Regions from separate parts of the Homo sapiens genome. Here regions 1 and 3 are each linked to region 2. Evidence: chromatin contacts called from ENCODE Hi-C or POLR2A ChIA-PET data. All regions are on one chromosome and are shown on one strand. The core of a region is the stretch at or near the end of the contact, and the rest is flanking DNA. Distances in the headings are between cores, read along the strand shown. Region 1 has its middle 66 kb from the start of LINC02291. Region 2 has its middle 79 kb from the start of LINC02325. Region 3 has its middle 84 kb from the start of LINC02291.

Region 1 (3,475 bases), core at 181-2,680, 240 kb after region 2:
CCAGTCTGCAGTGAAATGAGAAAAATAAGAGATGCAGCATGATTTTCATGACAATAACTTTCTTTGTTTCAAAGAAATGCTTTTGTCCCTGTGCCTTTAAAATGTCCTTTCTTGTATAAAATTATGCTGCTGATGTTACTATGTTTATTATTGTTGTTGTTCTAATTTCTTTAATTGGCAAGATTCGGAGTCTGCAGTACTTAGAAAAATTGCAAATAGATGTTGACTCTTTTGTTCTTCCTGAATCACCTCAGTGCAGAGATGAGAGTCTGGTGTTAGGTGACTGGTGCACCTTGTACAAGCTCACATCACTCTTCATGGTCTTTGTAATGATCTTGAGGCCTGTGTTTTTATTCTCCCCATTTAACAGAAGAGTAAACTGAGTCCAGATAATTTTGTTAAGCACTGATATTTTAGATTTTTGCTTATCATTTGACTCTAAGTTCAGATCACTTTTTTTTTTTTTTTTTTCAGAAAAATTACACTCTCCTATTACCCAAGTCATGTTTGAGTGGGATTTCTCTATGGATTGATGCTGTCCCAATCTTTGGGTCAGAGGTCCCAGTTGATTCATAAAAGTACACCTAGTTTAGAAAAAGTGACAGTATTTATTTGGGGGAAAAAGTTTTGAGCTCTCTGCATTAGGATCCTGCCAATATGCCCTCTCAAATTATATGCTTCTTAAGAAAAGAAGTTTGCTTTAATAAAAATAGATTCTATGCGACATGTTATTCTTCATAATTGGACCAAAGAGCACAAGGAGCACACACTTACAAGATAATCTGAAAATGAACGGACAAATAATATAGTAATCACCAAATCCTTATTACTTGAAGCCTATCTGCGCCAGGAGGCCCTTTCTCCCTTGATGATCAGGCCTGACCCCTATTAATTTTAATAGGAGTTAAATAGTCACGTCAAGGGAAGTATCAGGGAGTGCATTTGCAGCAAACCAACCCCAGAGATTAAGACCTCCACTTTTGGCTTTCTGCTGAAAATGTGACACATTGCCTGATGCTTATCTGCTTTTAATTGTGTGTTGTGTGTGTATGTTTTTCTCCCTTCTTTTTGCAGAGGAGGCAATTTGCAAATCGTTGCTATCTGCCTCCCTACAAGGAAGAGATAAATTATATGAGAGACTGTGGCGTTTGGCCTGTTTGATATCCTTTGCTGATAAATTGAAGTGTACCTTCATAATTAATACCCAATCTTTTCTGATAGGCTTTGCCACGCTAAACCTTGGAGGTATCTAACTGTAATGAAAAACCATTGTTGTGATCACCTTGCTCTTTTTTCCCTTTTTACCCCTTTCATCAAAAATATGCACAGAGGTTTTGTTGGACAGAAAGATCTCTCGGTTTTATTAAGCAGCATCTTCAAAGATTCAGCAGAGACAGACTTGCTTCTGTGAGCTTTGTAACATGTAAGTGACATTTCCCTGCGTTTAAATATGGCTTTGTTAGGCAGTGCTTGCAATCAGAATGCAAAAAAAAAAAAAAAAAAAAAAAAAAAAAAAAAAAAAAAGCCCCACTGTTAGAACCTGAAACCAAAGAGAAATAGATCCTCCTTTAGTTTCACTTTTGAAATAGGAAGTCGAGGGAAAGTCAAAATCAGACAAATCAAATTAGATTTAAAATTCCTGTGAACTCTCAGAATGCACGATCAGGATAAACATTTCTTTCTGAACCAAACAAAGCAAGACACCATTTAGTAAGATTTTATGATGGATAAGTGAGACTGCTCATTTGTGTACGACTTCACAACTAAGCAAAGTAATTAGAAAATTAGCTCATCAGCTCCCCAACCTTCTGACTCAGATGGGGCAAGGATTTTAGAAATAAGGCCATTTTACAGATAAGGAAATTGAGGCACAGAAAGTAGGCATGACTTCTCAAGGCAGACGTGGGATCAGAATATAGGTCTTCTGATATCTGCTGCAATTATTTTGCCACAAAAGAAGACTCTCCAACATTTTATGGTGATTTACATGTCAGTATATAGATATGAGGATTTTAGCCAAAACAGAGAAGAGATGAAGCCTGTGCCATCTCATTGGCTAGCCATCCCCTGTTGTCTTTCATTCTCTCTTTCTGCAAAACCTGCCACACCACAGGCTTTTTGAGGAGCATTCCTCTCACCTCATGCTCACTATTCTTGTTCCAGAGTCTTACTACGAATTTTATTCCTGGCTCCAGATCACATTCACTAGCCCTTGCTATTACGAGCGAAGTCATATTCCCCTGCCCATACACAGAGGCCAGAGCAAATCCTCAAGGCCTGGAAGGGGCAGCATCTTGGAGACACTTGGCAAGATACATGGCTGGAGACCTCAAGCTACCCTCCTAGACACAGATAATTTTTTTTAAGTTTCTGATTTGCAGAATTTTTATGGGGAAACAAAAGTAAATCAAACAAAACTAAATAAAAGACTGTATTTTTAAGGGCCTTTCATAAGTCGAATTGGCTCTTGCAATTCTTGTGACTCCACAACATGAAGCCATCTATCCACCCATCCAAACCTCCAACCTTCATTGGTCAAATATTAATTGAATCCCTGCTTTATATAAAGATCCTGCCTGCAGTGGAGCTTACATGCCAATATGAGATGGAGACAATGAGTAACAAACAAGTTTAAAGCAACAAGTAACAGACAAGTTGAAAGGTGATGTAGAGAAATGTAACACAGGGAGAGAAAGTGAGGAGAAGATCTACTACAGAAAATATGGTCAGTGAAGATGTCTCTGTAGAGGTGACATTTTAGCAATGACCAAAGAGAATAAAGCATGTAAAAAAAAAAAAAAAAAAACAAAAAAAACAAAAGAAAGGTCATTCTATGAAGAAGGAATGACAAGGTACCAGCATTTTAAAGGACATGACAGTGGCCCATTGGAAGACAGCATGACACCCAGTGAGGGAGTGTCATCTGGGGACCTCTGAGTTCAAGCAAATGCATGAATAAATGGACAACCCCAGCTGCCACTGACCAGCCTCATCATTTTGGGCAAGTCCCTTGTCCTTGAAATTGCTTCCCAATCTTGAAAAATAAGAGGATAAATAAACTGAAAAAAATATTTTAGGGTTACATTGACTTAAAATCCTGATTCCATGTAAAGCTTGCCCCAGAGACTTCATCATCTTTCTTCTTTCTTGTTACCCCAATCCTATTTTCCACCCAGATTAGAAAGCTATCATGAGTCCTCTTTGGACCCCAATCAGGGACTCCCATGGAAGTTCAAGAAAATCAAAGCATGAGAACTAATGAGATCCATCATGCATTCTTGGTGAAGTATTCTTAGCACAGTTGTGAAGTCTTTCTTCAGAATGAAATCCAAAATTTGATCAACAATGGGAGAAAATGATAAATTTACCCTTAATGTAGTAAGTGGACAATAATTACTCTGAAGAAGACAATTAATGTGGGTAGATAACTCTGCCAGCAACTTCATATCCATATTCAGTTGAAGTGTCATCTTGA
Region 2 (3,798 bases), core at 204-2,703:
ATAATGAGTTTGATTCAGTAAGTTGGCTTTGGGGAAAGGTATATTTTAGAAGAAGATATCTATTTGTAGATTCTAAATCAGCAGGAAAAGAAATGCACCCAGACAAACAAGTCCTAGTTGTACATATGCAGGTATAAAGGAGGTTAAGGGAGTGCGATTTAGAGCTGATGGTTTGGAAATGCAGATCTTTTCTCCCTTGGAAAATCCAGCTGACTCTGACAAAGGAACAAAATACAAAATAAAATCAAGCAAAGGCAATTACAGCTATCGCACAAGTCTAAACTAGATGTTTTATGAAAAGTGTTGCTCAAGGTATAATCCTTTCTGCTCTTAGGGGAATCGAGGAGTGACTTCATGGAGGATATCTAGGAAGAGAGAAGCCACGGCAGTGTGGTGTAATGCAAGGAGCACTGGATAGGAGTACTTTCTGCTAGGTGGTGTTTTTGTTTAATGCTTGAGTGCTCCTATGGGCTACCCATTATGCTGGGTGCTGAGGATGGACTGATGAGTGGATTGTGGTCCCTGCTTTCAAGCAGCTGGCTGTCTCCTGGAGGACAGGAACTCATCAAAAAAATGTCACTGCCTTAGTGAGGCTATGGGCAAGCTGAGCACAGGTGCCTGGGAGCTGAAGGTCAAGACACTAAGTCCACCCCGGGGGACTTCAGCCAAAGCTTCTGAGAACGAGTCAGCTCTGAGCTGAGTCTTAAAAGATACAGAGAAGGTCTTGTGGCAGGAAGGTGTAGAAAGGAATTTTAGGCAGAAAGAGAGTGAGCAAAGGTATGAAACAGCAAGCTGTGAGAGAAATGTCTTAGCCACTCCTCTGAACTCCCAGAGCATAAACTTTGAGATTAGGAATGGTTGAGGACCATGGTCCCTAAATTAAGGTGCTTGGAGACTGTTGTTCAAACCATGAAAATAGGAAGGACTGTAAGCACAGGGCATGGTCAGCATTCTTTCTGAAATCACTGTGGTTACCACCAATTGACAGTGAAGGCCTGGTTACTTCACTTATCAAACTTCAGATTTCTCATCTGAAATGGTTGCGTTGGTTACCCGGGTCTGTGAAAGTCCTTTTCAGCCTATACTAATAATGTTTTTTTATTCTGTGTTTTTCATATTTTGCTATCTCGGATACTTACTGACTCTGGAGAGACTGCCCCTCCTAGGGTTAGTTAAGTCCTAGAGATAGCAAGTAAGTTACCCGTGGAGCAGGCTTTTCATGTGCAAACCAACCAATCGGAGCTCACACTCCCAACCACCTCCTTTATTCAGCGCTTACACTCCTGGTCACTGTTCTCCTGCCCTAATCATCTGGGTGGGTACTAAATAACTAAGGGTAGCCTCCATGCCCCACAGCCCACTTTATTCAAACAAGCCACTTCTAAACCTGTCTAGCCTACCCTGCCATTCTTCCAGAGAACACCACAGTAAAGATTCTTGCCTGTGTTCTCTCCCACCCCTCCTTCCGCCTCCTGACCAGCCCCTGGCTTCCTCTTGGGCCCCCCAACCATGGTGTGGTACCTCCCTTCCTCTTGCGGTCTGTGAGTATAGCAAGCTACCTTTCAACAACAATCATCTCCTGATCTGCTGACCGCGTATATAAATAAGAATAAAACCTGTATGTTCAAACACAGCAGTATTCCTGAATCACAAACGGGGCCCCAGGCTAGGCAAGTGGGGCTGAAATACACCCTTTGGCCAAAACCTGGACTGTGTGTGTCAGCCCAGGAGTGTGTGTTTTTTCAGTTTGCACAAAGGTGCCCTGCAGGCTCGCGTGGCCCCGGGGCAAGTTGTTTCACCTCTTTGAATCTCGGTGTTCTCATTTGCAAAATGGAGCATTGGTCTAAATGTGGAACGTGTTTTCCAGATTTTAGATTCTCTAACCTTCCTTGCTGTGGGACCTTAGACAAATCTGTTCTCCAAGTTCCCCATCTATCAAGCGGGTATAATTTTCCCTATTTCCATCCTTCCTTGTCCTGCAGACACTGAGTGGGAGAAGCTATCTGAAGCTGCTTTGTAAACTATAAAGTCCTGTACCAAGAGGGGTCTGCTATTAGTGGTATTGTTGGGTATGAGCCTGTCCCTGGCTGTAGGTGGGTGAGGCTTTCAGGGCAGTGGTATATGATTTAGCAAATTATCTCTTCAGTGTGCTACAGAGTCCGCCAGGAGTTTGCTCACTGCAGGATGAGGGAACAATAAGGCCTCGCTGTATTCAATAACAGTGGTTTAATTATCATGATTATCTCACATTTGTATAAAGTCTTTGCTTTCAGGATCTCAAAGTACTTTACAAACATTAAGCCTCTTGGTCCCCCCAGGGGAGATACTAAATTGATACATGAGCTTGCAGGTCTCTCCTCTTCCTGGCTCAAATGTGGTTTTCTCCCATCCAGGTGAGGATGAAACAGAATCTCACATCCACTGTGCAATGTTCAACATCAGATGTTTAGGGTGTATGTATAATGGGCCACGCTGAAAAATATTGAGAATGGGAATAGCCACCATTTATTGAGAGACAATTACATACAAGACCAGACCCCAGACCTGCATTAGATTGTGTCATGACAGTAATTACCCCCTCACTGTACAGATGAGGAAACTGCAGTTCAGAGAAGTTGAGTTGCATACCCAAGGTCACACAGCCAGGGAAACTAGACACATGTAGGCGCGACTTGGATACAGATCTGTAGGTCTCTCTGAGACCGAAATCACCACTCTGCACCATACTTAGCTGCCCTCCAGGGCACTGCTTGCTTTGAGTCAATGCCCTTTATTTTGCACTCGTGGAATGTGACTGTGTTTCTCTCACCTTGGCCTTGAGATTCAGCTGAATAGAGTAGGAGGAGGTGACCTTTTCAAGAGGCGGCAGTGAGCAACTCTGTGCTGACTCACCCAGGAGAGCCAGAGACACACCTCTGCCCAACCTCTGCTGCCGATGTTCCAGTTACTATCGGTGTGTACAAGTCATCCCTCACATTAGTCAGATTGCACTGCTATGACAAAACACTATGGACTGGTGGCTTATAAAAAACAGATATTTATTTCTCATAGTTGTGGAGGCTGGAAATTCAAGATCAAGGTGCCAGCATGGGCCAGTTCTAGTGAGGGCTCTCCTTTGGTGTGCGGACTGCCGTCTTCTCATTATAGTCTCACATGTGGGAAAGAGGGCTACAGAGCTCTCCAGGGTCCCTTTATTCAGGGCACTGATCTCATTCATGCGGCTCCATGCTCTTGACCTAATCATTTCCTAAAGGCCCCACTTTCAAATACCAACACCTTGGGGGTTGGAATTTCAATACATGAATTTTGAGGGGGACACTTTCAGCCCATTGGACCTTTAAACTTAGCAGTTTACAGCCACCATTTTATGATGTTCACACATTCTGTTGGTTAAGAATTTGGAAAAGGAGACCAGCTAGGCCAATCTCCCATGGCACAGGATCTCTGAGGCCTCAGCCAGGGAGACTCAAGCAGCAGTGGTGACTCAAAGGCCCAGGTCTGGAATCATCTGGTAGCATCTTCATTCACATCCCTGGTACCTGGGGTTGTTGATGAGATAACATACACACAGCCTCTTCATGTGGCCTGGGCTTCCTCACAGCGTGGCTGCCTAAGGATATTGAGGCTTCTCACATGGCCACTCTGGGCTCCAAGCATGACTGTTCTATAGTGAACAAAGTGGAAGCAATGTGTTTGCTATTATGTTTGTTTGTTCTTGAAGTCACACATGGTCACATCTGTTGTCTTCTATTAGCTACAGTGAATCACTCAGATCAGCCTAGACTATAAGGTTGGTGC
Region 3 (3,661 bases), core at 315-2,814, 220 kb after region 2:
AGAGAATTCGTTCAGCATGATTCCATTTATATAAGGTTTAGAAACATGCAACACTGCAAACAATAATTTTCAGGAATACAAACAAATGGAGAAGCTATAAAGAAAATGAGAGTGTGGGAAACACGACGAGGGAAGGAGCCAGGATGGGGGAGGGAGGAGCATAAGGTTCTAATTCTTAAATTGGGTTACACAGGTGTTTTCTTGTATTTTTAATTTTTGTGCCTTATATATATTTTAGAAGAATTTGTGTATGAATTCAATCATTTATAAAAAAGAATTTTATGTATATTTATAATATAGTTAAAAAGCAGACATATGTGTAGCTGATGATGGGAATTATTCCAACGTTGATGAATATGCTGTCAATGTGGGTAAGAGAGATCACTTGGATCTTAGGCATTTTGAAAGACTTCATGGAGAAATGAAGGTTTAAAAGAGGTCCAAGTTTTGTTGAGGTGAATTTCATCCATGGTGAGGATGAAATTCCAGCTTTGGCAAGGGAGCAGAAAGTGCAGCTTTTAAAGTAGGGAGGGTGGACTTTGAATACATTAGTACCTTAAAAATGGCATTTCAGAGTAATTGGAGTTCGGCCAGTCTAAGAATAGGTAAGCAATAGATGGTACGCCATGTCATGTAAGTCTCCATGTGATACTGTGGTTAATAGTGACCTTGAGTTTGAGCCCTCTGCCAACTTTGTAGCTGTTTGACCTTGGAGGAGTCATTTTATTACCTTGAGCCTCAGTGACTTCTTCCACATGATGGAGATAAGAACTATGCATACCCCACAGTGTTGCTTTGAGGGTTAAATCAAGGAATGCATATAATGTACCTTGAATAGACTGATCGACACTGAATGTTGACCACTGTTTTATGATGTGGTTGAGGTTCCTACTAGGAATGACAGATAGAAAGGACAAGAAATGCCAGGATACACAGGTGTGAGGATCCAAGTGAGACAGGAGGGACATCTTGTTTTGGGAACCAGAGCCTCGGCCAACTGGAGCACTGTGGACCTGAAAAGACAGGGGATGAGAAGAGGATGAGAGGGGGGAGTAGGAGTCAGATCGCGGAAGGCTTTCTGTGCCATGCCAGAAATCTTGAACATGATTTGCAAATGATGAAGGCAATACCTGAAGGGTATTCGGCAGGAGAGTAGCACTCTCATGTGGGGAATGAGTATGATCTGAAATCTAAGCCGTGTGCCTTTGGGGCTGCATCCGCCCAAGTGACCATTTTATTGTTAGAAAGATCCTTCTGGCTGCCTCCTTGTGGAGAGTGGCTTGGAGGGGGCCAGATGGGGACTGATCAGACAGTCATGTGGAAGGCTGCCACTGCTATCCCTGCACAAGTTATGAGAAGGTCCTACACTAGGGTGGGGCCAGGAAGGAATATGAGCAACACAAAAGCGGCATCTCTGACAGGATCTCTCGGGGGTGGCTTAGTCTCAGAGCTTATTTTAAATGCCAAAAGGGAAATGGGAGCGGCATAGGGGGTGGGGTGGTGGGGAGGAAGGAGAGCTCAGATCTTATCTGGACTCTTGGGCTGTCATCGGAGCTGCTCAGAGCAGGTGCTTCAAAGCCTTTGGCTTTCCCCTGCATTCGGGCCCATGTCGGGTACACACACAAAGTGGGCATGCATTATTCAGGTGGCATCACATCCTCTGTGCAGCTCATCAGAGCTTGCTGCTTCGGGCCCTCCTTCCCCAAAAGCCCATTGTTAAGAATTATAAACAAACAGGATGGACGCCTCTACAGTCACTACACTGGTGCTGCCGGCGGGATCTGCAGTCATAACAGGAAATCGTGCACTTGCTGCAGAAAGATTTTTTTCTAAGAGGCAGCATGAATGTCATTGACCTAAATTCTAGTGCCCTAGCCTATACCTGCAGAACTTTTCAGCAAAGAAATGTCAGTGAGAGGCAGATTAAAAGGGTCTCTAACTATTTCTTTCTTTTTGCTTTATGAGTATCCATTGCCATGAATATCTAGTGACCCTGAAACCTACTTCCAACTTTGCAATCAGCTCCCCAAAGGTTGACTTAAAGATACAGATAAAAATGATGAGGGGGTATGGATAGAGCAGAAGGTGCTGGCTTTCTACTAGTGGAGGCTGATGTCATCTGTGCCGCAACCGAGAGTAGTGATAGTGGCACCCAGTCCCACCCTACAGGGACCTGCCCGACTACAGGGCTGAAAGGACAGTGCAAGGGACTTCAATCTTTCAGATCAATTACTAGTTGTTCTAAAGGACTGTGGCAATACAAATTAGGTCAGCATCATTTTCTCCTTTACAGATAAGCTCATCTAGATGCAGTAGCCAAATGAATTGCCCAAGATTTGGAGCTCAGAGAGTTTGCTCAGCTGGCCCCTTTTCCTCTCACTCCAAGAATGCATCATCTTAGCATCTCACTCATTCGTTTATTAATTCACTAACTCGCTAAGTATTTGTAGAGTGCCTACTACATTCATGCATGGCGCTGGATGCTCAAGATGCAGCACTTAATACACTGTAATCCCTGTCTGTAAAATGGTCGTAGTCAAGTAAGAGCAGATAAGTTAGCTACTAGATGGGACACAATGTAAAAAGTGCTGCAACGGAGTTGTTAAGGGATTCCAGAGTAGCCTCCCTTAGCCCAGGCTGGGGTATTCAGAAAAGGCTTCCTGGAAGAGGGGGCATGGATGTTGGTCCATAAAGGGAATAATCTGGATTTAGCAACAGGAAAGAGGAAGAAGGATGTTCTGCCAGAGGCATTTGTAATGTCAGTTGGATTGGAAATAGCAGAGCTCTGGCCAGCAATCATTAATTTCACTTGGGTTAGGGGAAGCGCATACCATTGGGTGTGGCAAGAGCTATTAACAATGGTGGGTAACAAGCTAAACGGATATGAGAGGTGTTGTAACCACTCCATCTAAATAGTTAAATCGAAAGAACAATTCTATAAAGTAGTCACTAGGAATCTCTTTTAAGATTTAGGAAACTGAGGCTTGTAGAGCTGAAGTGACTTGCAGGGTCACATGGCGAGGCAAGTGAGAAAAAGATTTTAAAATTTTGGCCCTAAAGTCTGGCCAGAGCCTCTTTTGGTGCAGAAGTTCTGATTCCTCTTCTTTTATCTCATCATCCAGAGAATAACCAACCTGGAATATGTGTAAGTTTCTGTCTGAGCACTGGTATCATTGCAGTGGCCTCCTCCCTTTGCTCCTGGGAAGGGGCTGCCACTGGACAAAGCATGGGACATTGGCACAGTGGATAATAACACTGCATCAGGAGTGAGAATTCTGAGCACATAGGTCCCTCTACAGCTCAGAGTCCCTATACTCATTTCCCTACCATAGCTATAGGGTCTCCCCAGAACTTGGAACTCCTAGGCTGTGCCACCCTCTTGTGATGAAGTGAGGAGAATGAATGTCATTGGCTTGTTTTCAAGAAGCACCTCACATACATGCAGAAGGAAAAAGTTGGCCAAGGTAAGTCCAAGGGGAGTCTCTGCTTTTCACCCTAGTACAGTGAGTCTTGGGGAAAAACTGGTCTTGCTGCAGCAATGAGTTGGGCCCTTAGTGTGGTTTCACTGAGAAACAGGAGGTAGCAGGGCTCTGCTCATCTTGAACACCACTCTGTGTAGAGACAGTGTTGAGGCCAAAGTTGAGGTCGGGGGCCCTGTGTT

The links. Hi-C counts contacts between places; a loop is a spot of excess contacts on that map. ChIA-PET counts read pairs that join two places held with the same protein, here RNA polymerase II (POLR2A). Pooled maps may share reads with other maps.
Region 1: a pooled map shows a loop between it and region 2 (3-fold over the local background). The contact joins two enhancer-like sites. A Hi-C loop is called at or near these places in 4 of 50 pooled maps. POLR2A ChIA-PET finds 5 or more read pairs at or near these places in 2 of 52 experiments (H1 and activated CD4-positive, alpha-beta memory T cell).
Region 3: a loop to region 2 is called in a pooled map, with 4 times the contacts of the local background. The contact joins two enhancer-like sites. A Hi-C loop is called at or near these places in 4 of 50 pooled maps. POLR2A ChIA-PET finds 5 or more read pairs at or near these places in 5 of 52 experiments (CD4-positive, alpha-beta memory T cell, CD8-positive, alpha-beta memory T cell, T-cell and 2 more).

The regions. Positions count from the first base shown.
Region 1 is chr14:97,619,226-97,622,700 of GRCh38, forward strand. No RefSeq gene overlaps it. Among named protein-coding and RNA genes, the nearest start is that of LINC02291, 66 kb to the right of the region's middle. Within about 2 kb of position 1,431, at least 3 of the 41 ENCODE cell types and tissues checked have a DNase peak (open chromatin) inside an H3K27ac peak, as active enhancers do.
Region 2 is chr14:97,377,903-97,381,700 of GRCh38, forward strand. No RefSeq gene overlaps it. Among named protein-coding and RNA genes, the nearest start is that of LINC02325, 79 kb to the right of the region's middle. RefSeq lists enhancers at 904-1,533, 1,366-1,425, 1,516-1,565. Within about 2 kb of position 1,454, at least 3 of the 41 ENCODE cell types and tissues checked have a DNase peak (open chromatin) inside an H3K27ac peak, as active enhancers do.
Region 3 is chr14:97,601,272-97,604,932 of GRCh38, forward strand. No RefSeq gene overlaps it. Among named protein-coding and RNA genes, the nearest start is that of LINC02291, 84 kb to the right of the region's middle. Within about 2 kb of position 1,565, at least 6 of the 41 ENCODE cell types and tissues checked have a DNase peak (open chromatin) inside an H3K27ac peak, as active enhancers do.